3 separate regions of the Mus musculus genome follow, and all the other regions are linked to region 2. A link is a loop called in an ENCODE intact Hi-C map of the cell type or tissue named here. Cell type or tissue: heart. All regions are shown on one strand.

Region 1 (8,000 bases), 66 kb before region 2:
GAATCTTCTTCCTCTTGGGGGAAATCACAGTTTGTCCATGCAGCTCACTGAGCAGAAAGGACTATGGGATCTCAAAACCAACCTACCACAGGTCAACAGTGGAACTGACATATTTGCCTCTACCTTTGACTTCAGAGCCTAGTCATTGCTCCAAGGCACAGTCACCCTTTCCAGAATTCCAGGATTAGTGAGTAGTCACTAATGGTTACTAGGTCAGAGAATAACTCACCTTGTCTTGCAAATCCTTAGTGTACACACACCCATATAACCAGCTTGCTACCAGCCCCAGACAGCTCCATACAAACAGACACAGGTGACCTCAGGTGACATGTGTCCAGATAGCATCTGCAACCTCTGAAAGTTGCATAGCTTTGACTATTGGGTGACCCCGACTTAGAAGAAACCCTGTGCATTATTATTAGAATGGAAGAGATGATGTGGTACACCGTACCCCCCCCTCCCCAAATAGAACATGGACACAAGAAGGCTGATGCACTGTTTAGAGCTGAGAACTCTTCCGTCCTCTTGTTGGCTACACACTGACCAATTGTAGGTCTTTGTGTTAACAATCATTTACTGCAAAAAAAAAAAAAAAGTTTCTTTGAGGGGGGGGTGAGAGATTCACTAATCTATGGGACAGATAAATACTTTGGGGTTAATAAACACTATGTCCACTTAGAAGAATAATAGTTAAAGATTTTCCCCAAGGGCCTATGACCCAGACAGCCATGGGTTTCTTGGCCCTGTTAATCATATCAGACATAACTTTTTTTTTCTGTGGAGTGGTTCTTAAATCCAACCATTAAAAATAATTGGTTACTCCCATAATCTTCACGCCCCTCTTAGGTGTAAAATGATTTTAAAAATTCATGCAGAACCCAGGTATTTTCTTTATAAGCCATAGCCTAGATTGGGCAGGTTTGGAGCTATTCTAACTTATTTACCAGCCATAATGTCCCTTGTCACTTGCTGTTTTTCCTGGCCATGTGCTCAGGGTCCATCTCCTCTCATGGCCTCCTCTAGTCCCCCTGTCCTTTCTTCTTCTCTCCCATCTCTACCTGCAGCCAACCACGTCACTGAAAACCCCACTTACCTCTATCTATTGCCCGATCACAGGCTTTATTTATCCTTTTGTTGACCAATTAACTCCAGGAGCGAGGTTACATTGTATCATTTGATCACTTGATGGACATGAGGATCTGCTTGTCCTGGGTCAACCAGATCTTGGGAGTCAGTATTTAGCATTTGTATATAAGCAGCACCAAGCCATCCACCTATAGCTGCTTTAGCAATAGTGGAATGTCTAACTAGGTCAGTTATTCCTGTGGATCCCAGGCTTCACAGCTGGATAAAGGAGGTGATTTCTTTTCTCAACCAGTCGCATGCACATCGCCTTCAAGCGCTCTGAAAGATGGCAGTTGGGGTAAAACTTCCAGGTTGTTACCAGCTTGATTTTCCCATAGCCTATGACTCATTATGTAGTCCTGACACTAAGTAGACTCAATAGGTTTAAAAAAAAGAAAGAAAGAAAGAAAAGAAAAGTCACAGCAAGGCCTGGAGAGGTGACTCGATAGTTAAGAACACACGCTGCCCTTCCAGGGGATCCCGGTTCCGTTCCCAGCACCCACATGGTGACTCACAACTCCCTGTAGCTCCAGTTCCATATGATTCAACACCACAGGCACCACATGCATGTGGTTCTTATATAGACGAGCACACAAAACACTCATACACACAAAGTAAAAATTATTCAATTTTTAAAAGAGAGAGCACGTGAAGTTGTAATTGTGGGAGCTAGAACGGGAGGGGGGATTAGAGGGAGAATGGGAGGTGAGTTTGATCATTTGCTTTTTTTTTTTTTTTATGGTTTTTTGAAACAGGGTTTCTCTATTTAGCTCTGGCTGTCCTGGAACTCACTCGGTAGACCAGGCTAGCCTCGAACTCAGAAATCCACCTGCCTCTGCCTCCCGAGTGCTGGGATTAAAGGCGTGCACCACCACACCGGGTTTACTTTTTAAAAAAATATTAAAATTAAATGACTTTTTAAAAGAAGACTGATATGATAGAAGGGGACAGACAGGGGGCTCAAATGCTTTCCCGAACTGGAGACCCAGCATCCCTGGTGCCACAGGCTTTCAGTCCCCGAATGGCTCAGGCCACAGTAGGGAAAAGGCTGGACTATGCCCCACAGGTGAAGTCAAACCATCTGACCCTTGAGAGGCAGTCAGGGCAACAGAGGGAGGCCCCTGCTCAGCTGCAGCAGGAATTCCAGAGGGCCCAGGTGTAAAGAGTAGGGGTAGGTACCTGGGAAGGCCTGACCTCATGGTAGGGGGAGGGGAAGGAGAAGATGGGGGTGCGACACCTCTAAGATCTATATAATAGTGGCTGATAAGATCTAAAACCCCTGGCAGAGGGGTAGAAGGATCCCAGCACAAGATGGGGAGGGACTCCTCTACTTCCAAAGATTTGGAGGGGCATAAAATAAGAAGATGTGACATCTCAAAACGTGGCTCTAAAGTAGGAACTGAGCCTAACTGTTTAATCTCATTAGCAATGAGATGTCAGAAGAAACCACACACGTGTGGGAAGGGAAGACACGGCTTCCGTGTTCAAAGTCTTGGGAAGAAGTGTGGGGTGGGATCATTGCCTAGCGATCTGTGTCCACCTGTGCCTGCTGACAGGACACCTCTGCTTATCCTAGATCCCCAGGCCCTGACTGGTACCAATGATTATGAGAACAGTACTTGCCTTTTTCCTCCCCAGAAAACAGACCCAGATAAGAGAGGGAAAGATCACGGACAGACAGGGACCTGGGGCAGAATGAGAAGGCGGGAGAGAAAAGAGGTGCCCAGAGAGCGGTGAGTGACCAGGTTTCAGGGCAGCATACACAAGCATGCATGCCACTTGGAGACAGAGCCCTGGCACAGGGCCCAGGAACTCCCCCAGCTCTCAGGCAAGAGAGGTTCTCCCCAGCTTCTGTGTTCAGATATCACATAAAGGAAAGTAAGTTAGCCTGAAGAGGAAGCAGTTGGGCAAAAAGATGTGGTCCATGCTACCGGGTATTGTGGACAGCAGGCAAGCCTGCTATAGACAGGAAAGTGCCCAGAACAGGCAGATGGATAGCTAGCTACTTGGCAAGGGGTGGGGATGGGCAGAGTAAAACTGTGGAATGGTTACACTTTAGTTACCTTTGTCAGGGTCAAAAGCGAAAGAGGAAGGAGCAAGGTGCCATGGATGAATCACCGAAGTCCATTGTCTTCTGTGCTAGGCCACTGGGGGATGGGTGAAGGATGATCGCCTGGATGGAGTCATGGTGAGAACTGAAACCCAGCAGCCAGCAGGGAGGCTTAGGGACCTCCGTGCAGCCATCTGTCTTTGGAAGACCCTGAGAGAGGACAGCATCCTATCCAGGGATGTGTCAAGCAATATTGCCATCTGCCTGGGGGTTCTGAATGGGAGGAAGGAGGTTTCCCATGAGAAATCAAAGCTTGGAGCTGCGCCGCATGCGTGCAAGAGTTCCAATTTCGCACTGCTAATGTGGTTCAGGGAATCTGGAGCCAAGAAATAAATGTAAAAACTTGCCTTGGATGGGTGAAACCCAGGGCCCCCCAGCTAAAGGCAAACAAAGTCACTCTGTGGGAACGTTTTTGCAACCCGGGACACATGTGGGCTGGCCTCCAGGATGGCTCCAGCTGGGGCTCCCACACGCCACTTCCATTTCCTGTTGCAGCACTGACTGCTGAGCTCGCAGATATCTGCTGTAGCTCCGGTTCCCACTGGAGGGAAAGGGCTGTGGAAGAAAGACTGGCTGAGGGGCTGCACAGCAAAAGCATTGAGGAGGCTCGGGAACAGACTGACATCTGAAAGCAAGGAAGCAACTTAAACTTCTAGGGTTGAGATCGGAGAGATAGCTCAGTAGGTAAGAGTGCTTGGTGTACAAGCGTGAGAATCCGAGTTCAAATCCTCAACGCCCATGAAAAATGCTGACTTGACTGCAAACACGTATAATCCCAGTGCTGAGGCTGGGGGAAGAGACTAAGGTGCAATAGATCATTGCAACTTGGATGATTAAATGCTAGATAGATAGACAGACAGACAGACAGATGATACATAAATAGATAGATGGTATCTAGTTAGATAGATGATAAATAGATAATACATAAATTGATAGATGATACATAGATAGATAGATAGATAGATAGATAGATGATACATAGATAGATGGTATCTAGATAGACAGATGATAAATAGATAATACATAAATTGATAGATGATACATAGATAAATAGATAGATAGATGATTAACATTAGATGCAGTACACTACCCACTCAGACCCAAAAGAAAGCCTCCATCATATTTCACATTCAATACCACATTCTCTGCTTATAAGACCGAAATTGCAAAATTGGGAATCAATAACAATAAAACAACCAGTCTTGGACTAGTGACATAGCTTAGCAGGCAAAAGCGCTTGCTACCCCAAACCTGACAACCTTAGTTCTATCCCCAGAACTGACCCTCAAAAGTTATCCTCTGCCTTCCACATGTGTGCACCATAGCACATGTGTGTCTATACTTACTCACACACACCGGATGATGATGATGACAATGACTACAGTGATTTTGAACTCAAAACATTAATAGCCATAGCTGAGCATGGTAACCCACATCTATAATTCCAACACTCAGATGCTATGTAACTTTGTACCCTAATTTAAAACTATTGGCTGATTAAAGATGCCGACAGCCTATAGCTGGACAGAAGAGAGGTGGGTGGGGCTTCAGTTCCCCTGCTTGAGGTCTCGGGGGGAGGGTGGGGGACACACCGTGGGGTAAGGGAGCCTGAGAACTGGCCATGCCAGCTGGCCATTCAGAGTAAGGGCAGCCCAGGTGGAACACGGCAAATCATATCTTGGGGTTATTGATAGGGAAATAGATACCAAAGAGAGTCCTAGTCTGCTTCTACACCCCTGATTTCTTTTTATCTAGAGTGAACGGAGCCAGGAGACGCATACCTGACAGACCACCACCTCATCTTCCTCCGTCATCCTCCAGCTGTTCTGGAGTCTTCTGCCTGGTCTAGTCTTCTTTGTCTAGGGGCAGCTTCTCTACCTCAAAGCTCCATTGTTTCCTTCATTGGTGGCTGCCTGGAACTGTGCTTTCCACACCAGTTGTGATGCTTCCACACAAGTGTGAAGCTCTCGGTTTGATTCCCAGAACCCACATAAAGACAGAACTGGCACCATGCAACGCATGTGTAACTCCAGCGTGGAAGGTAGAGATGGGTGGGTCTCCTGCAGTTGGCTGGCCAGCCAGCCTATATGACAAGTCCTAGGTCCCAGTGAGAGATCTGTCACCAAAATAAAGGGAGACACATGGGGTTGCCTTCTGGCCTCTATTCATTTGCACACACAGCTGCACACACATGCACTTACATCACATGTATACATACACACAATTTAAATAAAAATGTTTATCTGGGCGTGGTGGTGCACGCCTTTAATCCCAGCACTCGGGAGGCAGAGGCAGGTGGATCTCTGAGTTCGAAGCCAGCCTGGTCTACAGAGTGAGTTCCAGGACAGCCAGGCCTATACAGAGAAAACCTGTCTGCGAAAAAAACAAAGAAAGAAAGAAAGAGAGAAAGAGAGAGAGAGAGAGAGAGAGAGAGAGAGAGAGAGAGAGAGAGAAAGAAAGAAAGAAAGAAAGAAAGAAAGAAAGAAAGAAAGAAAGAAAGAAAGATGTTTAACACATAAGGTTCACAGTATAACAGGATTAATATTCATGTTTCAAACTGTCCCCACATTCCACACAACTCGTGGTTTTGGTGAGGATCAGTCAGCTCTGCTGTTCTTGTTGCTAATAGTAAGTTTAAATCTTAAGAAAACCATTATTTATTTACATGTATTAAGATGATTCACATTTTCTTAAATTCCCTCTAAGTCACTATTCTAATTTCATCTCACTTGCTGTGACCAAGTATCCTGGCATAAATCAACATGGGAGAAGGACTTCTTCAGGTTACAGTTGCAGTTAACAGCCTGTTGTTCTGGGAACTCAAGGCAGGGACTCAGGAAGCTGCTCGCATCTCATCCACAGTCAAGAGCAGAGAGAATAGTGCATGAAGGCCTGTCTGCCTGCCTGCACTGCCTGCACTGCCTGCACTGCCTGCACTGCCTGCACTGCCTGCACTGCCTGCACTGCCTGCCTGCCTGCACTGCCTGCACTGCCTGCACTGCTTGCCTGTACTGCCTGCACTGCCTGCCTGCCTGCCTGCCTGCACTGCCTGCACTGCCTGCACTGCCTGCCTGCCTGCCTGCCTGTACTGCCTGCACTGCCTGCCTACACTGCCTGCACTGCCTGCCTACACTGCCTGCCTGCCTGATTACTCTCGGCTAGATTTTGTTTTACCACACAGTTCAATCCTCCCTGCCACCCATGACAGGCTAAGATTTCCTTTTTTAATTCTATAAACTGTAATATATAAAAAGCTTATCTATAAAGAAAAGCCAAAAAATCTTAACATCAATTAATAAGCAAGGCATTCCCTCTCAAACAAACCCAATCTAGATGGTTCCAGGCGACTCTAAGTCATCTCAACTTTGACCATTAAAATCAACCAGGACAGTGGTCAAAAGAACATAAAATAAGAGTATGCAACAAGTGACTGAAAGCAAGGGTATTTGCAAAAGAGGAGTGTGTGTGTGTGTGTGTGTGTATGTGTGTGTGTCTGTGTGTATGAGTGTGTGTGTGTGAGTGTGTGTGTATCTGTGTGTATGTGTCTGTGTGTGAGTGTGTGTGTATCTGTGTGTGTGAGTGTGTGTCTGTGTGTGTGTGAGTGTGTGTATCTGTGTGTGAGTGTGTGTGTGTGTGTGTGTACCTTTGTATGCAGATGTGCTTGCTTATGTGTTTTGGAGGTTGGCTTCAGGTGTTTTCCTCTGTAACTCTTCATTTTAACTTTTTGAACAGTATCTCTCACTGAATCTGGAGTGTTTGTTAGATGGGCTGCCCTCAAGCCCCAGGAATGTCCCTGTCCCCACCACCTGCCCAGTATTAAGGTTATAGGTGTATGCTTCCATGCCTGGCTTATTTTACATGGGTCTAGGGAATCTGAATGAAGGTCTTCACGCTTGTACCATGATCATTTTATCCACTGAGCCATCTTCCCACTCCCACGCCCCAAAATACTTCTGAACAAACAATAAATGTAAGATAAAATCATGTCTAAATTGATCTGATATGCAGTAAAGGTGAAGTAATTTATTCACTTAAAATCAAAACAAGATCGGATTAGATTAACGACAGTATGCAAGCACCTGCTGTGAGAGGAAACATGAGCACGACAGAGGAGACCATTATGTCCACATCCGCATCACTAAGCAGAATCAGCCATTGGACTGAAGTGGACCAGTCCAGGATGCAGTTGTATTTAGGTAAGTGCAGCTTGCAACACTGACCTCAAAAGAAACAGAAAACTATGCAAAAACAGATGCAATGATTTACAAAAGATACCCTGACCCCCAAACATGCTTTTGATATATATGGACAACCATGGCCATTTCTCATAGGGAAAAAATTAATTTCAGCACATGAGCTTTTATGCAATGAAGAGGAAATGTCTCCAGAGTCTCTTTTTTAAGGCAGCAGATTGTGCTGATAAATGTGTACTAAGAAGAGCTCCTGTGTCCTCACAACATAAGAAAGCAGCCCCAAGACCTTAATGAGTTAGCCAGAGGCCTTCCTCGGTGCGTGTGCAGAGGATACACTCTGACCAAGCTGAACTCCGTCCAGAAATGCAACGATAGTTTCGTGTTAAGAAATCGAGTGTGTCACTCACTGTATCGGTCAAGGTTCAGTGATAAACAATAGAGTCCTTGTCACAGCAGAGAGCAGGGAGGGAGTCCTGGCGGTGTTAAGTGGTTCTCAGAGTGTGCACAGAGCTGGAGAAAGAGCACACTCACACGTGGTATTGTACAGTGGATATCGATAATCCCCCTACGTT
Region 2 (8,000 bases):
CAAATGTCTGTAAACGTCAACTTAGCAGAAAAATGATGCTGTTTGGCTCATGGTTTAAAGGGATGCAGTCCCTTGTAGTGGGGAAGTCTCGGTGACAGGCAGCATCATGGCACAGGGGCCTGAGGAAGCTACTTGTTCTCGCCTACAGAGATAAGCAGTTCTCAACCGGTGGGTTGCAAACCCTCTGCGGGTCACATATCAGATATCCTGCATAGCAGATATTTATATTACGATTCATAACAGTAGCAAAATTACAGTTATAAAGTAGCAATGAAAGTAATTTTATGGTCACCGCACCATGAGGAACTGTGTTAGAGCGTCACAGCAGTAGGAAGGTTGAGAACCACTGATAAAAGAGAAACCAGACAGGAAGTAGACCAGGCTATTCTAGGCCTCAAGACTCACCTTTAGTAACCAGCTCCCTCCAGCAAGGCCCTTCTTCTTAAAGATTCCACAACCCCTCACTCCCACCCCCCACCCAGCAACACCACCATCTGAGGACCAATTGTTCAGACACATGAACCTGTGGTGGGAAGTTTCACGTTCAGATTTTTAGCCAAACCAACATGCAGTCTGTGAAGGCCTCCTGTGAGCCTGTGTCTCCGACGCATACCCCACTCAGAACATCCATGGCCCACTCTGGGAAAATATCAAATCCATTTCAGAGATTGGTAAGCCCTGGTGCTTCAGACCACTGGGACCTCAGAGGAACAGGTGAGGGGAAAGGTTGATGTTACGTCAGCTTATCTGAGCTGATAGGTGCCCTGATGTCCGAGAATGCATCGCTTCTGGGTACATGTGGAAAGACATTGCTGGAAAGATGAGTGCTGGAGAAATGAGTACTGGAATCAGTAGAACACCTCAAGACTGCAGGTGCTGACCACCTTCATGGAGGACAAGGGCTGAGGGAGAGGTGCTGTATTTGACCTGAGCTCCCAATTCTGTCTTTAGACTTCGGTGTCCTGGTTCTCAGACCTTCTTGCGGTCCTTACAGAGAACCAGAGTCTGGTTTCCAGCGCCCCCGTCAGGTGGCTCACTACTACTTGTGATTCCAGCTACAAGAAATCTGGCGCCCTCCTCTGGCCTCCGTGGTACCTACACTCATGTTCATAACCACAGTATCAGTTCATAACCACAGTTCAGTATCAGGCCTTCAGTAAGATATGGTATCCATCATCACTACACTGGACATTGACTCTCCAAGTCTCTACTTCCCATAATCCCCTACCCCCCTCCTCTGGTTATCTGTTTGCCTGTCTATACATGTGCATGTTCTCTCTCTCTCTCTCTCTCTCTCTCTCTCTCTCACACACACACACACACACACACACACACACACCAGATGGACAAGACCCACAGTGATGTGTGGGTACTATAGATGAGAATCAGAGTCCCAGAGCACCCACTGAGGGAAGGGGGATTCCAGTGCACCTATTGATATATTAGCTTCCTGTGTCTGTGACTGCAGACAATAAATTGGACCAAGGACACAGAGATGACGTGGTGCTTAAGAGTGACTAGGAGACAGCTCAGCAGTTCAGAGCACTTGCGGTCCTTACAGAGAACCAGAGTCTGGTTTCCAGCGCCCCTGTCAGGTGGCTCACTACTACTTGTGATTCCAGCTACAAGAAATCTGGCGCCCTCCTCTGGCCTCCGTGGTACCTATACTCATGTTCATAACCACAGACACACACCATTTTAAACATAAAATAAGAAGTAGAAAGATAACTTGCTACGAAAGGGAAAGCACCCCTGAGACTAGGGTACAAGTGAGCCAGTGAGCCAAAGGTAAAGCTTGGGCCACAGGGCACCAGACCTTTCTAGGACATTACACAGCTTCTTGCCCATGCTTCGTTTGTGGGTGAAGTATGGGTGAGAAAGGACTTCCATTCTTTTTCTGCAAACTAAGTGTGCTCCATTTGTTGTCTGATGCCAGGTGGGAAAGAGCTTCCTTTGTATGCTAATCTTGATACAGATTTGTTCTACCACCAGGGTTGTGCAGGGCCCTGGCAGCAGCTGCTCCAGCGTGAAGCCTCCCTTCTCCTTCTGGGGCCAGCTACAAGGAAGACTGTTGTGAAAGTGACCTAGAAAAGCCACTTTGACCCAGGTAGGAAAGGCAGGGAGGAGAGGGAAGCTGCTGCAGGCTCTGAGCAAATTGTCAGTCCGCCCTCTGTCCCCTCTAGCAGCAGGAACAAGTCCTGCTGTCACCTTCTCTGTGTCAGCTTTCTGCTAAGGCCTAAGGCAGCCCGTGGCTCCAATATTTAACCCTGCCAGCTGGAGCTCCCCAGTCTTCCTTTCTTCCTTGGCATCTCACTGCTGAAGGCCTGCCCATTCCCAAGACCGACCCTCCCCAGAGTCACTGTCCCCAGACCCCCTTCTCCAATAACCATCAGCGAAACAATAAAAATCCTATTCATGTTGGAGGTGAAGTCAGATTACATCTCAGCCTGCTTGCCTCTAAAACCTGTTTTAATCTAAAGGATCCTTAAGGAGGCTGGCAGCTGGCCAGCAGAGTGACCATGGATGGGGACAGCAAGTAGTCCTCAGGATACTTTAAGGCCTCGCCTTGCACACCAGCCCCACAGCACTGGGTGCCTTTCAATTGGTTCTGAGAGTTCTCGAAGGCCAAAGGCCTGCAGGGCAGGCATGAGGGTCTGTGTCCACAGGAAGGGGGGGGGGGGCAAGCTTCTGCACAGCTGGAGTGTGCTGATAAGAGTCTTACCAGGGCAGGGCGGGTCCCCTGGGTGCATGCATGCTCTCCCTCTGCCTCCTGGCTTCTTCATACTTTGTCCCCTGCCACCACCATAAAGTACAGTGTGACCTGTCACATTCCAGAGCTGTGGCCTGGAGCCACCCAGCCCTTCGTATTGGCAAAGGAAGGGCTGGGCCACACAGCTGCTAAAAATGGCTGCTTCAGCCTTCCTACCCCAAAGAGTACATGCTGACATTCCTGCCATAGTTGAGGAAGGTCCAGCCCTGCTCCAGTTTGTGGCAGCTGCTCCCCAGGGCTCCCCTAGTCTGCAGTAGCTCCGCCCAGGCCTCCCTGCATTCCTCAAACTCCAGTCAGAAGCCTCTGTTTGCAGGAGCTGGGAGCCCACCAGGCAGAGGACGCTCAATGCTCCCTGGTCCCATGAGAGTCGGGGACAGGCATGTCACAGGCATGCCTCCTCCCAAAGAGAGGTAGTAAACCACCAAATGCCAGCCTCACTGCTGAGGTAGAGAAACTGGATCTGAGAATGCCTGTGCCATGCTACCCTTACCCAAAGTCCAGCAGAGTCTGACTCCAGGATTACCATCTCCTGGTTTATGAGTGAGTTATCTTCTGACATCTCACTGCTTTGGAAGGTGAAGAGGCACAGGTTTTTCTTCCTGGGGTGAGCCCGAGAATCAGCACACGCCTCTCCAGACATACCGGTGTGTGGCTTGCTTCCTCCAAGGTCTCTGGGGAGCAGGGAACTCAGCTGGGTCTCCAACCCACGCCCTGGCCCAGCCTTGTGGTAGAACTGGAGTCAGGCGCCATTGAAGCGGAGTTGGCGGCCTTCCCTGGTTGGGAAGAGGGCTTCATTGGGTGAGTCCCACAGACCAGGGTGCCCCTGGGGCTTGTAGACCAGAGCAGAGTTAGGAGCCCCGCCAAGCCTCCTCTCCAACGACACCAAAATTATCCTGTCGCTCCTAGGGCTGTGGTAAACTTTACAAAACTCTTTGAAGTTCAAACTGTGCCTGCCCACAAAAGGGGCTCAGCAGCCAAACTGTCTTACAGGGCAATTAAGATGTTGTCTGCAGGTATCAGGCTGTCTGCAGGGTTTGCTGGCACTCAAGACGGGTCTGCAAGAAGGTCAGGCACAGCCAGGGCAGTGGCCACAGGCCTGGCATAGGGGCCGCAGCTGAAGAAAATGACCCTGGAGGATGCCAGAGCCATTGCTGGGACACACACAGTCTCCTTCCCACCTGCACCTTGGTCTCAGGCCACACACCTGAGCTCCAGTGCTTTGATGGCCTGCCTGCCTTTGTGGGCGGTGTGAGCCTCAGCTCCAGGCAAAGCTGTAAGAGCTGATTCTGTTTGCTTTTTATCAGAGAGCTGAGGAAGGAGTTGAAAGCTGGGGCTCAGGTCTTTCAAATAAAACCTGCGAGACTGGGGAGGGAAGAAGACCACCACAAGTCCTGAAAGAGAGCCAACATGTGTCTGCAGCCTCCAGGGTTCTTGGCTGGGCTGGGCTGGCAGCTAGCTTCATAGTGCACTGGGAACCCTGTTTGGGGGATTGGGCTGTGGCTTCATTGAGATCCAGTCAGGAGCCTAAGTATGAAAACCAAAGTGCGGCCTCTCCTGTTCTGCATCAAAGCTCGGGCTGGCTGCACACTACCTGAGCCTTCTCCACTGAGAGCCCTGTCTGCCTGGGAACTGGCTGCATGAGTGGTGCCCTGGGCTAGGCAGGTTAGGTAGCAATGCTACCAGACGGATGCAAAGGGGGACCCAGAGGAAACTCAAGCAGCTGCAGTGTAGACCAACACACAGACTGACTCACCTCCAAACGGGCACACCTGTAGTTGCAGAAAGAACAGAATAACCCACCAATCCTCAGGAGGAGCACCTGCCCCCCCCCAGCCCCCCACCCCCCCACCCCCACCCCGCACCTGGGAAACTCCCTCCTGGACCAGCACCTACTCAGGGCTGCTTGCCAAAGCTGCATTTGTGTGTTTGGTCAGAAGGAGGCCCTCCGGTGGCACTGCTAGGCCAGGTTCCCGAAGCTCATGACCACATGGAACCATGAAGACCTGGGCGACCCGTGCTCACACCTGACCAAGAACACTGTGTCCCATTCAAAACAACTTAGTCCAGGCACCTGCTAGGTGTGGGCCACACAAGAGAGTACTGCACCCTGCCCTTAGCATCTCCCACACACTGAGCTGAGGGCCACCTTGGCCAGCAGCCTCGCTGATTCTTTATACCGAGGTAAGGTATACATGATATATACTATGTTATGGTTTGTGTATGTGTATATACTATTTTATATACTATGTTATGGTTTGTGTATGTGCATGTTCATGTGGGTGTGCATATGTGGCACGGGTGGGTGCAGACCATTACTCCTCAATATTTTTGGAGATACTATCTCCCACTGAACCAACACAGAGTTCGCCAATTCAGCAAATGAGCTCACCAGGCATCCCCCTGTCCCTGTCTCCCCAGTGCTCTGAGTGTAGATGTTTACCACTGTGCCCTCTGTTTTATGTGCATGCTAGCATCTGAACTCAGATTTTTATGCTCCTGAAGCAAGCAGCTTACCAACTGAGCTATGTCTGCACCCCGCCCCCACCTCCTAGCCATTTCTAAATACATAGACCAATGGCTGTAAGCATATCCGAAGCCGCTGACGTCATCCACCCCTAGAACTGTTTCCCAAACTGAAGCCAAGGCCTTATTAAACACCGGCTCCCCTCCCCCACACGCCCTGTAAATCACTCTCCTTTCTGTCTATGAATTTACCTACTTTTAAAACTTCGTGGAACGGAGCCAGATGGAATTAATTCTCTTCTGGTCTTTTCTTGGGAGAAAGGTCCTTTTTTAAGACGATCCGGTCAAATCGGTGCAGTTATTTTACTTGATTTTCTGTATTTTTCTCCATTTACATATGGTAAAGGCAATAACTCCAGCTCTTTGAGTTGTAAAGTCTATTGTAAAATAGGATGAAGTCCCACTACAGTTAGTTCTTAGAAAGATTTTATGCCCAGTCCCCCCGCCCCACAACAACTCCCCAGAGCTACACCTTCACATCCACACCCTCAATGCAACTATTCCATCCGCCGAGTCACTCTTCTGAGAATGGCTGCTGCTGACCTACCGCGGCTCAGGGCTAAGATTTTCCTACTTTATGACCACGATGGAATTCGGTGGAAACTGCACTTGGTATTTGGAATTTGGATCTTTTCTCTCACTAGCCACGTGCTGTGTGATTTGGGGGGTTGATATGCCAGGCTGTGGTGTCAATGGTATCTTCCAAAGATACCATAGCTGCCCCAAGAACAGGTAAGGTTCCCCCACAGCATCCCACATTCACCAAGTTATGTGAGATATTTGGCACTCCGTTGTAAGCAGGCTTTGTTTGCCGCAGCTTGGCTGGACAGGGCGGGGGGGGGGGGGGTGGGGGGGGGGCTGACAGAAGTGTTCTCAGCATGTGGAGGGAATGAGGTAAAAGCTCCAGTTTCTGGCAAGTGACTAATTCTCTGCACATTCTCCATTCCTGATGCATTCAGTGGTGTGAGGACAGCTAGCTGCACTTGGAGCCATGTAGTCTTTGAGACTGGCTGCTCCTCCAGGTCACTTGTATGTCAGTAGCTAGTTCTTCCTATCCTTGCTTGGTAACAGCCCTTGTTCTTGCACGGAGTCTGCCCTGTTCTCTCTGTCCATCCGGGCCCCACCTGCGTTCTCAAGGGCCTTTCCTGTAGGCTGTGTGCCAAAGCTCCCTTTCCTTTTGTGGATGATTCTAAGTGTATGTTTCTAAAGCATCCAGGATTCACTCACTCCCATACAGTGGACCCTGGGGTGGAGGACAGGATGCTTGTAAGGGAAAAGTGACTCCTCACAGGTCCTCGGTGGCAGGAGGCCATGCCATGAAGAACCCCACTGGAGGCCCCAGGGAAAGGTCAGGAGGTAGGAGTGAGGCAAACAGCATGGAGATTCTTGATTGTGGCCTCCTTGGGAAGGAACCTGTCAGACAGGGTGAACAGGCTCTTGGGCAGAGATGTCCCTGTTGTCTGCTACCTGGACCCACACAAGGAGAGCATCGCTATAGTGGCTCAGTGTGGACAAGCTTGAGACAGGAGATACTGGGGAGTGGAGGGATTGGTTGGTTGACAAGAGGCCTTTTCCTAGCTAGGGCTATGTGTCTCTGCAGGATCAGCGAGGCCTCACACCGCAAAGTCTTGGAGGATAGGAAACATAGTTGACACACACATGTACACGGCATTTCTTTATCTATCCGTGATGAGAGCATATCCATCCATTGATATGCTCCGTTTGTATCTGCCTCTCGGCTGCTGCTGGTGGGAACAGGCAGGCAGACATCAGCTCCAGTTCTGGGCAGCCTTCCTATTTCTAGATGTTTGTATTTGTGTCAGAAAGAGGGAGGGTGTGTGCTTGTGCAAGTGCACAAGCGTGGGGAGCCCTGAAGGGACCCTCTCATGTCCTCATCACTTTTTCTTGGAGTCAAGGTCTCTCACTGGCTCAGAACTGACCAAATAGTCCAGCCTGGCTGACCTGAGAAATCCAGGGAGCCTCCCACCTGTCTCTGTCTCCCCAACACTGGAATAACAGCTGCACACCAGCACACCTGGCTTTTTGATAAAAAGGGGTTTGGGGACTGCACACAGGTCCTCAAGCACTTTACCATCAGTCTTAAGGTTTCTATTCCTGCACAAACATCTTGACCAGGAAGCAAGTTGGGGAGGAAAGGGTTTATTCAGCTTACACTTCCACATTGCTGTTCATCACCAAAGGAAGTCAGGACAGGAACTCAAGCAGGTCAGGAAGCAGGAGCTGATGCAGAGGCCATGGAGGGATGTTCCTTACTGGCTTGCTTCCCCTGGCTTGCTCAGCTTGCTTTCTTATAAAACCCAGGACTACCAGCCCAGAGATGGCACCACCCACAGTGCCCTCCCACGCTTGATCACTAATTGAGAAAGGCCTTACAGCTGGATCTCATGGAGGCATTTCCTCAAGGGAGGCTCCTTTCTCTTGTGATAACTCCAGCCTGTGTCAAGTTGACACACAGAACCAGCCAGAACACCATCTGAGCTGTCTCCACTGCCCCAGCATTCACTTTGTAAAGGTTTGGGGTTGTTTGTTGGTTTTAAGAAATCGGGAAGATAGCTGGGCAATGGTGGCACAGGCCTTTAATCCCAGCACTCATAAGGCAACGGTAGGTGGATCTCCATGTCCAAGGACAACCTGGGCTATATATCACGTTCCATGACAGTCAGGGCTACGAAGAGAAACTATCAAT
Region 3 (8,000 bases), 73 kb after region 2:
ACCCTCTATAGGGGTTAAACTGAGCTAAGTTATTGAAGCCAGAGAAGAAAAGCTCAGATGGGGGATGGGAGTGGGAGGGAGGGACCTTCTCTGCATTCATCTTGAGAGAGAGGCCTCCAATAGAAAATGCCAGTCCCTCATCTTTGAAGGGTCTGAACAGATCAGATATAGACTACACCCCTAGTGGGGACCCTAATCCATCTTGCCTCATTCATTGCTCAAGTAAGGCAATTTTGGGGAAAGAGGGGTGACAATGCAGATTGCCAGGCTCAAACCTACCTGACTCTTTACTAAGGGGTCCCATAAAGCCACCTCTAGGAGTTGTGAACTATACCCCCAGGAGGCTGGGGCACCCTTCCTAGGGCTGAGAGAATAAAGCCTAACCCTTGAAACATTGAAGTCAGGGGTTAGAGTTCAGCTTGGTTCTGACCAGTCAGAGCCTGAGTCCTGTGGGCCATCAAGCATGGTGCAGGGTTTTTGGTTGTTTGCTTGCTTGCTTGCTTGCTTGCTTGCTTGCTTGCTCACCCATTTTTTCCAGCAGCCTCTACTTTCTCTCAAGGCTGTCCCTCTGCCTTGATTGCCCTCTGGCTACCCTCATACATTCCCATCTCCCCAGCTGTCACATTCTGGATTTCCAAGCCTAGCTGACAACCTTCCCCTACCCCACCCCCACCCTGAAAGTCACTCCTTCCAGTAAACCCTGCTCAGCTCAAGGCTGACTCCTGCATTTCAAAACCCCCCATCAGCCAAAAGTCACTGCACACCTGGTGGCCTGGTCTGGTGCAAGCACTCTGTTCCTCATACCTGCAGCCCGGCTTTTTGCACCCATGGGTGCTAGGATGCAAGGAGCACGTGCAGAAAGGAGAGTCCACGTTTTTCTCACCGCGGTTGCTTGGTCCCATGTCAGGGGTTGCAGGAGGCCCCGGGCCATTGCTCCTGTCCTCCCAACAGCTGCTTCATTTGCCTTTCTTGCCTGTAAGGAATGAGGAGTGGTTATCATCGACTGTGCCCAGAGTTCTCATAGTCCAGGCTCACTCAAAGCATTCATAGTTCTCAGAAAAGCCTGTTAACAAATGCAATTGCATCCCAGTGAAAGGGCAAGGTCTGGAGAGGTTAACTGCTTTGCCCAAGGCCTCACAACAGGCATCAGAGATGCCTGCCAAACAAGGTGACTCCCCAACTCTGAGGTCCTTGAACACCAGGTGAGATGCTCTTGTTTTGGAAACTGACAACCTTTTAGGGCCCTGTGCCACCAGTGGGAAATCCACCCTATGATCACTTGGGCCCACACACACAGCCCAGAGGGACAGCCACACAGAAGGTGCACGGCAGGCAGACTTGGAAACCACACACCTTTGGTAACATCCAGGCAGAAAGCTCTCTGCCCTTCTGCTTTCTTCCAGCCCTGGTAGGCCAGTGGCAACTTGGGGACAGGAGACAAGAAGTGGCCTGTCCCTCTGGGACCTCCTGAGCATCCATAAGGCCCAGGGACACAGCTGGATGGGGAACTTCAGAGGCTGCTTATGACCCGAGGAGAGAGGAGGGGTGTCTGTAGCAGGTCCAGTGATTCTTAAGCCCATTTCTGGGTGTAATGTTGGAGGGACTTAGTCCTAGGTCTTTGGTCTTGACATCCCAACTAGTCTTGGGATGTGGACCATCTCAAAAGGCTTCTCTAGGTCCTGTGCAGGGCTGAGGGCTGAGATGTGGCCTCTTGGTCAAGTGGCTGCCTAGCATGCATCATAGTAGGCTACATCCCCAGCAACACATAATAACTGGCCACACCAAATGGGGGTCCATGCCAGTAATTCCAGCACTTAGGAATTGAGGCAAGATGATCTGAAGTTGAAAATCACCCTACATAGTGAATTGGACCTAGCCTAGGTTACACAAGACCCTGTTGCAAAAACAAACAAACAAACAAAAAAACAAAACAAAACAAAACAAAACAGAGTCCTGTAAAGGTCTTGTGTCTCTTCTCCACTCCCAGACCCCCAGTGCCCTGGGGTACAAATCTGTGGGGTTCCAAGGATAAGAGACAGGCCTGTTTGGACATTCATGCAGTCTTGGGGCTGAGCAGTGAAGGCCTCAGGAGCGTTGGGCCACACAGATGGTAATGGTCCATTCACTTGCTGTCTGGAGACAGGTTCTCCAGGTCTCTGCTTGTAACAATTAAAGAACCAGGCAGGAGCAAAGGATACATAGCAGTTTCAGTGACTTCTCAAAACCTGTGCACTCAGGGGCAAGGCACAGGAGAGGGGCCTGTGTGTACCCATGCAGTACCAAGTATTGGAGGGGTGGGAGGAGGAGACACAGCCCCTATGGGACACTTTTCTCTGAAGTCCCCTAGGGACAGCTCAGAGCTCCTGTGTATCTGGCCTCAGCTACTGGCCAGAGCATCAGGAGGACTCTGAGGTCACAGTCACCCAGCTAAAATACATGGCAGAGCAAGATACCCTAAGATGGGGTGGGGTACCAAAAACCACATGCTTGTGCCCCCGTGCAGTCTGGGCAGCCAGAGAGACTGGGAGCAGTGGCTGGCAATGGGGACATCACAGTTTTCAGTGCACAGGAGCCCAACCAGCACCTCCAACAGCAGCAACAGGACCCCAAGAGGACGACTTCCAGATGGCCAGTGTCAGCTGCCTCTGTTTTCCCTAAGGGCCCCTCAGCAAAGCGACAGATGACAGGACTGTGTTGTGCAATGTGCAGGGGCTTGGGGGGGGGGGTGCTGCTGCTGCAACGTACTTGGCCCAAAGGGCAGTGTATGCAGGTTTGCGCATAGTCAAGAGCCCTGAGCTCTGTGTGTGTGTGTGTGTGTGTGCGTGCGTGCGTGCGTGCGTGCGTGTGTGTGTGTGTGTGTGTGTGTGTGTGTGAGAGAGAGAGAGAGAGAGAGAGAGAGAGAGAGAGGCACTGAGGCATTGATTGCCCTGGAGCCTATTTCACAACTCTCTCCTTTTGTTTTCAATTAGCAGAAGAGGTGGCTGCCTCTAGCAGGGCGGGCAGCCAGAGGGGCTGTTTGCCTTCTTTTCCTCCATTGAATTTGTGCTCTGTTTGTCCTAAGAAGAAGCCACTCCATAGACGGTTTGCTCACTCATTCCTGGCTGCCCTCCTGAATCTCGGTCACTCGGGCTCTGGCTCAGCTCTCCCTTGGCGGAAGCCCAGTGACACTCAAGGTTTGTCCCGGAGCCAGGCAGGAACCTCAGCATTCACCGACCTTCAGATATGTGCGCAAGTGCCTTGGTGCCTGGTGCCGAGAGCCCTTTACTGGTGACAAATGTCAGGTTTAGCATAACAGAACGAGAAAGAAGAATCCTGGCGACAAGAGGTTGAGCAGGCTCTGCGTGATTACACTGTGTTCTGCCTCAAAGAGTTGGGTGGAGACTGTAGCAGCTCTGCAGAAAACAGATCTGCCCAGGAGCTGCCCTGGGTCCGTCCGTCCGCACAGTCATGGCCAGGGGGACAGAAATCTGCAGAAGAAAGGTCTCTGTGGAAACATCCCTCTAGGGGTTCATCTTTGTGTGCTCCTTCTCCCCCATCGCCTGGGTGTGTCCCAAGTCCCTGTGCTCTATCTGTGGAACAAACCCTGAGCACAAAGCTCTCTGGCATGCATGCGGGAGCATATGGTGTCCGCACCGCAGCAGCTGCTGGCAGATGATACAAAGCACATAAGATCTTTTCTGTGCAGTCCTGATGGCCAAGATGGAGCCATCAGGCAGGGCTCCGATGCCTTCAGGGCTCCTTGTCTTTGTCCCTGGGTGTTGGGACAGACACAGTCAAGGGACAATCTCCACTTCTGAGAGTTTTTGGTTTTTTTGTTTTTTTGTTTTTTTGTTTTTTTTTTGTTTTGGACAAAGTTCAAGCTGTGTGCTTTAGTCACAGACAGCATCACTAAATGCTAAAGGCAACCTAAAGGAAGATGACTTGCTCTGTTGGGGTGGGTTTCTGGTTCATGGCCCTTCTTCTCTTCCTCCCGCCAGGTGACAAGGCAAGGGACAGGCTCTGGTGAACCCTGGAGTTCTTTCTAGGTTGGAGGAGGTTGTGTGACCACTTAAGACATCCTGACTGGTGCCCCCACTGTGATATGGGATTTCATTAAGCTGCTAATAAGAATCATCCCTAACCCTGTCAAATGCATGGGCCTAGCACAGAGAACTCACACATGCCTTGGAGCAGTGAAGCCTGCTGCAGTTTCCATATCCACTGTGGTGTGTGTGTGTGTTGTGTGTATTTATGTGTGTGCACATGTATGTGGGTCAGTGCATTCGAAGACTAGAGGTCAGCCTCAGGTGTCAGCATTCTTCAAGCAATACCTACATGGTTTTTATTTTGTTCATTTGGCTTTGAGACAGGACCTTATACTATTATCATGGAGTTCACCAAATAGGCCAAACCTGCTGGCCACCAAGCCCCAGCAACCAGCCTGTGTCGGCCTCCCCAGCTCCAGGACTACAAGCATGTACCACCATGCCCAGTGTTCTATGTAGATGATGAGTATTGAACTCGGGTCCCCATGCTTCTGGACAAGCACTGCACTGGCTGTGACATCTCCCCAGCCTCCTTCCATGATCGAAATGATGTCCAGGGAAGAAAAACAAACAGGAGTACAATCCAATAATTTTTTTTAAAGTTTTTTGAGGGCTGGAGAGATGGCTCAGTGGTTAAGAAAGAGCACTGACTGCTCTTCCAGAGGTCATGAGTTCAAATCCCAGCAACCACATGGTGGCTCACAGACACCTATAATGAGAAAATAATAATAATAATAATAATAATAATAATAATAATAAAGTTTTTTGAGACAGGGTTGTTTTTGTATAATTCTGGCTGACCTGGAACTTGTTTTGTAGACCAGGCTGGCCTGAACTCAGAGATCCACCTGTCTCTGCCTCCTGAATGTTAGAATTAAAGGCATGTGCCACCACCACCCAGCTCTAACAAAATATTTTTTGAAAGAGCACATTCATATACATGTTATTACAGCATATTATTACAACATTCTGATCTGTGTTGTTATTACTAATTGCTCACCACGTGTGCCTAATGTATTAAACTGTACCATGGGTCTGTATTGTCTATAGTTTTGAGCTTTCAGGAGGGTCTTGGAACACATCTGAATAGACAAAGGGTGGTAACAGTAATACACAGTTTTTTCCCGCAATGGTAACCTGTAACTCTCAACCTTGAGATGTCTCACCTCCACCTGGAGGCTTTCCTTGCCTCCACCTGGAGGACAGCTTTTACTTCTCTCCGCCTGGCTGAAGAGAGTGTGAAGGATCTGGGCAGGGGTGGAGAAAAGAGAGGGGCTGCAGCCTTATGTGCCTGCTCACCATGCTCAAGGTCCAGAGGGCTTGACAGAGGGGCAGAGGATCACAAAGATGATTTGGGCAGCGAAGCACCTGCCATGCAAGCATGGGGACCTAAGATCAGATCACTAGAATCCTCTAGTAAAAAGCTGGCTGTGGTGGTGGATGCCTGTGACCTCGGGGCTCGAGAGGAGGTAGACACAGGTGGATCTCTGGGGCTCACAGGCCAGAAAGCCTAGCCTACATGATGAGCTTCAGGTGCAGAGAGAGAGAGAGAGAGAGAGAGAGAGAGAGAGAGAGAGAGAGCACAAAAAAGATACCCAGCATTGATCTGTCCCCTATATACAAGCATGTGTTCACACACCCAAGCTAAGACTATTACCACACACACACATATATACATGGACACGATATGCACTCTCCTCAAATAGAGAGAAGGAAAGGGGAAGATGGTAGAGATAAGGGCTTTATACCAAAAGGAACTAGTACTCAGTCAAGGAACCTGCAGGAACTTCCTGGGGACCCCACCCATCATTAGGAAGACAGATTGAGCCGGGCCATGCAGAGGTTCCTGTCCACAGAAAGTGACTACACTTATCTGGTGAGTCTGTGGAAAGCCTTGGCAAGCATCTCAGCTGAACCTCCCAAGACCTTGAGTGGCCTCATATGGCTCTGACGTCTTCATGAGCAAGAGGGGAGCAATACAAACAAAAACAAAAATAAAACAAAACAAACAAAAACAGCCCCTTCTGTACTCTATGTGCTGTGCAGAGCCGCTTGGGACAATCACAGCAGAGGGAGAGGAAGGGGAAGCACCAGACAGGTGGTGTGGCCTCGATTGCTAGGCATCTGGACTGGTGAGATCTGAACCCCTGATTGCACCAGGAAAGGGACAGCTTTCTCTTGGACCATCTGGGAAAGGACAAAGGGCCAGGGTGACCCTGCTTGCAGCCAACACTGAGCCTAATCAGGACAGTGTGCTGTTCTTGGAGCTGCCAGCCCTGGGTGAGGCTACACATTCAGGGCAAAAAATTCGGAGCATCCTTCTGCAGGAGACAGAGAAGCTGCTCTGATCTCAGGCCAGGAGCCTCGGGGATCCACTGTGTGTGTGTGTGTGTGTGTGTGTGTGTGTGTGTGTGTGTGTGCCCATGTTAGAGCTCCAGGCCAGACCTTTCAAGAGACTCTGTCCTGAGTCACCCTCAACACTTGTCCCACCCTCTAAGTGATGGCTGAAGTCAGATTTTTTTTTCCCCAGAATCCAATGAGGCTCTGGAATTTGAAGAATAAAATGTGTTCTTTATCGAGGCAGCTGTGAAGGGAGCAGGCAGAGCTTCCAGCGTGGAGCTCAGTAAATGTAGCCCTTTAACTGCCTGAGACGGGCCATGGGCAGCTTGACCTCTCCTTTCAGCCAGGCCTGAGGCCACTGGCTGGCTACTCATCCTTTCAAGTCCCCACCTGGCCTGGATCTGGGCTTCTGCCTTCCTGAAATTACTTCACGACTGGAGTCTCATTGAGGCCTCGCTACAAGTCGGGCTTCAGGGTAACAGAAGACTCCTTGGGGCCCAGCTCCTCCAGTAGCTCAAGGTCTCCTACACCAACCTGCAGGGGCATATTAAGATACAGCCTCCTGGGCAGGTCTGTGCAGTGGGGCTATAGAGAGACATAAGTCAAGTTGGCTGCTAAGGAAATTGGGGGACGTTATCCAGACAATGAAATTTGCAAACAGTATGCGGTAATGAGGAATTGGAAAGGGAAACATTGTGAGCGCCCGACTCGCCAGCAAGAACGACGCCACAATAGGATCCTTCTGCACACGTTTATTGGGAGAGCATTGACTGCATAGGCGAAAGACCCTGAGCCCAGAAATAGTGCTGCTTATATAGGCCTAGGAGTGACGTGTCCATACCTGATTGGTTATGCTACCAGTACCTCATTAATATGCGTCGGGCCAGGCAGTGACTTGGCAAAAAAACTCTTATGCACATGTGCACATTGGTTGTTTACCCATAATCATGGGCGGTGGCCAGTGGTAGCCAGCCCCATCTTGTAATGGCGTTTGCGGCTTCCCACAAAACATGGCTGCTCTGGAGCAAGGGTCCCTTTGGGATGTGGTGGAAAGTTAGTTTGTCACTCCTCAGCAAGAACTGTGCTTCAGATGGTAGAGACAGGGTGTGTCCCAAGGTAGAGATCAGGGTGTGTCCCAAGGTGGAGGTTGTGGCAAGGGCTCAGAGCATGTAGATCAGGAAGGGGGAAAGTATGTGGGTAAATGCAAAGGAGTCAGGCAGTAGATGAGCAATCAGAAGAGCAGGCTGGAGCCAGGAATACCAAGGGAGCTGTGGGCATCTGGAGAGGAATCCTACAGCCAGGTGGGAGAGAAGGGAATTAGGAACAAGGAGGTGAGCTGTCTACCAGAGCTGGAGGTGAAAAGGAGCCAGGCAAGAATCAGGCCTGGGAGGGTACTTGACAGTCAGAGTCAGCCCCAGGAAGGAGCTGGAGAATGGGTAGCCAGAGAGAGCAACCAAAGGTGCATACAAATGCATCCCCAGCATCTGGTCACCTGGACGTCAGCAGCAAGTTTAGCAGAAAGGTAAAAGCCATTACAGAAATCCCCAAGGACATACATAAAAACAAACACTAGAATTCAATCTCTAAAAGTGCATTCGAAGCCACAGGAAGGTGTGGGTGAGGTGTTCATGACCC

The links. A loop is a pair of places that touch in the nucleus more often than their neighbours do. Peaks named below come from ENCODE experiments on the same cell type or tissue, not always from the same donor. Only the 100,000 strongest peaks of a DNase experiment are listed, where the experiment ranks them.
Region 1: a loop joins it to region 2, with 2.5 times the contacts of the local background. A loop is called at or near these places in 2 of 42 quality-filtered maps.
Region 3: a loop joins it to region 2, with 4 times the contacts of the local background. A loop is called at or near these places in 3 of 42 quality-filtered maps.

What each region holds. Positions count from the first base shown.
Region 1 is chr13:52,037,270-52,045,269 of GRCm38, reverse strand. No RefSeq gene overlaps it. Among named protein-coding and RNA genes, the nearest start is that of Gm40948, 42 kb to the left of the region's middle. In heart, a CTCF peak has its summit at 3,780; a DNase peak (open chromatin) is centred at 3,689; H3K27ac peaks cover 1,438 bases.
Region 2 is chr13:51,971,037-51,979,036 of GRCm38, reverse strand. No RefSeq gene overlaps it. Among named protein-coding and RNA genes, the nearest start is that of Gm40948, 110 kb to the left of the region's middle. In heart, CTCF peaks have their summits at 1,090 (motif pointing left), 1,648 (motif pointing left) and 3,096; DNase peaks (open chromatin) are centred at 2,936 and 3,536; H3K27ac peaks cover 4,032 bases.
Region 3 is chr13:51,898,167-51,906,166 of GRCm38, reverse strand. No RefSeq gene overlaps it. Among named protein-coding and RNA genes, the nearest start is that of Gadd45g, 55 kb to the right of the region's middle. In heart, no CTCF peak of the experiment used is centred here; DNase peaks (open chromatin) are centred at 2,576 and 3,146; H3K4me3 peaks cover 1,174 bases; H3K27ac peaks cover 2,616 bases; H3K27me3 peaks cover 545 bases.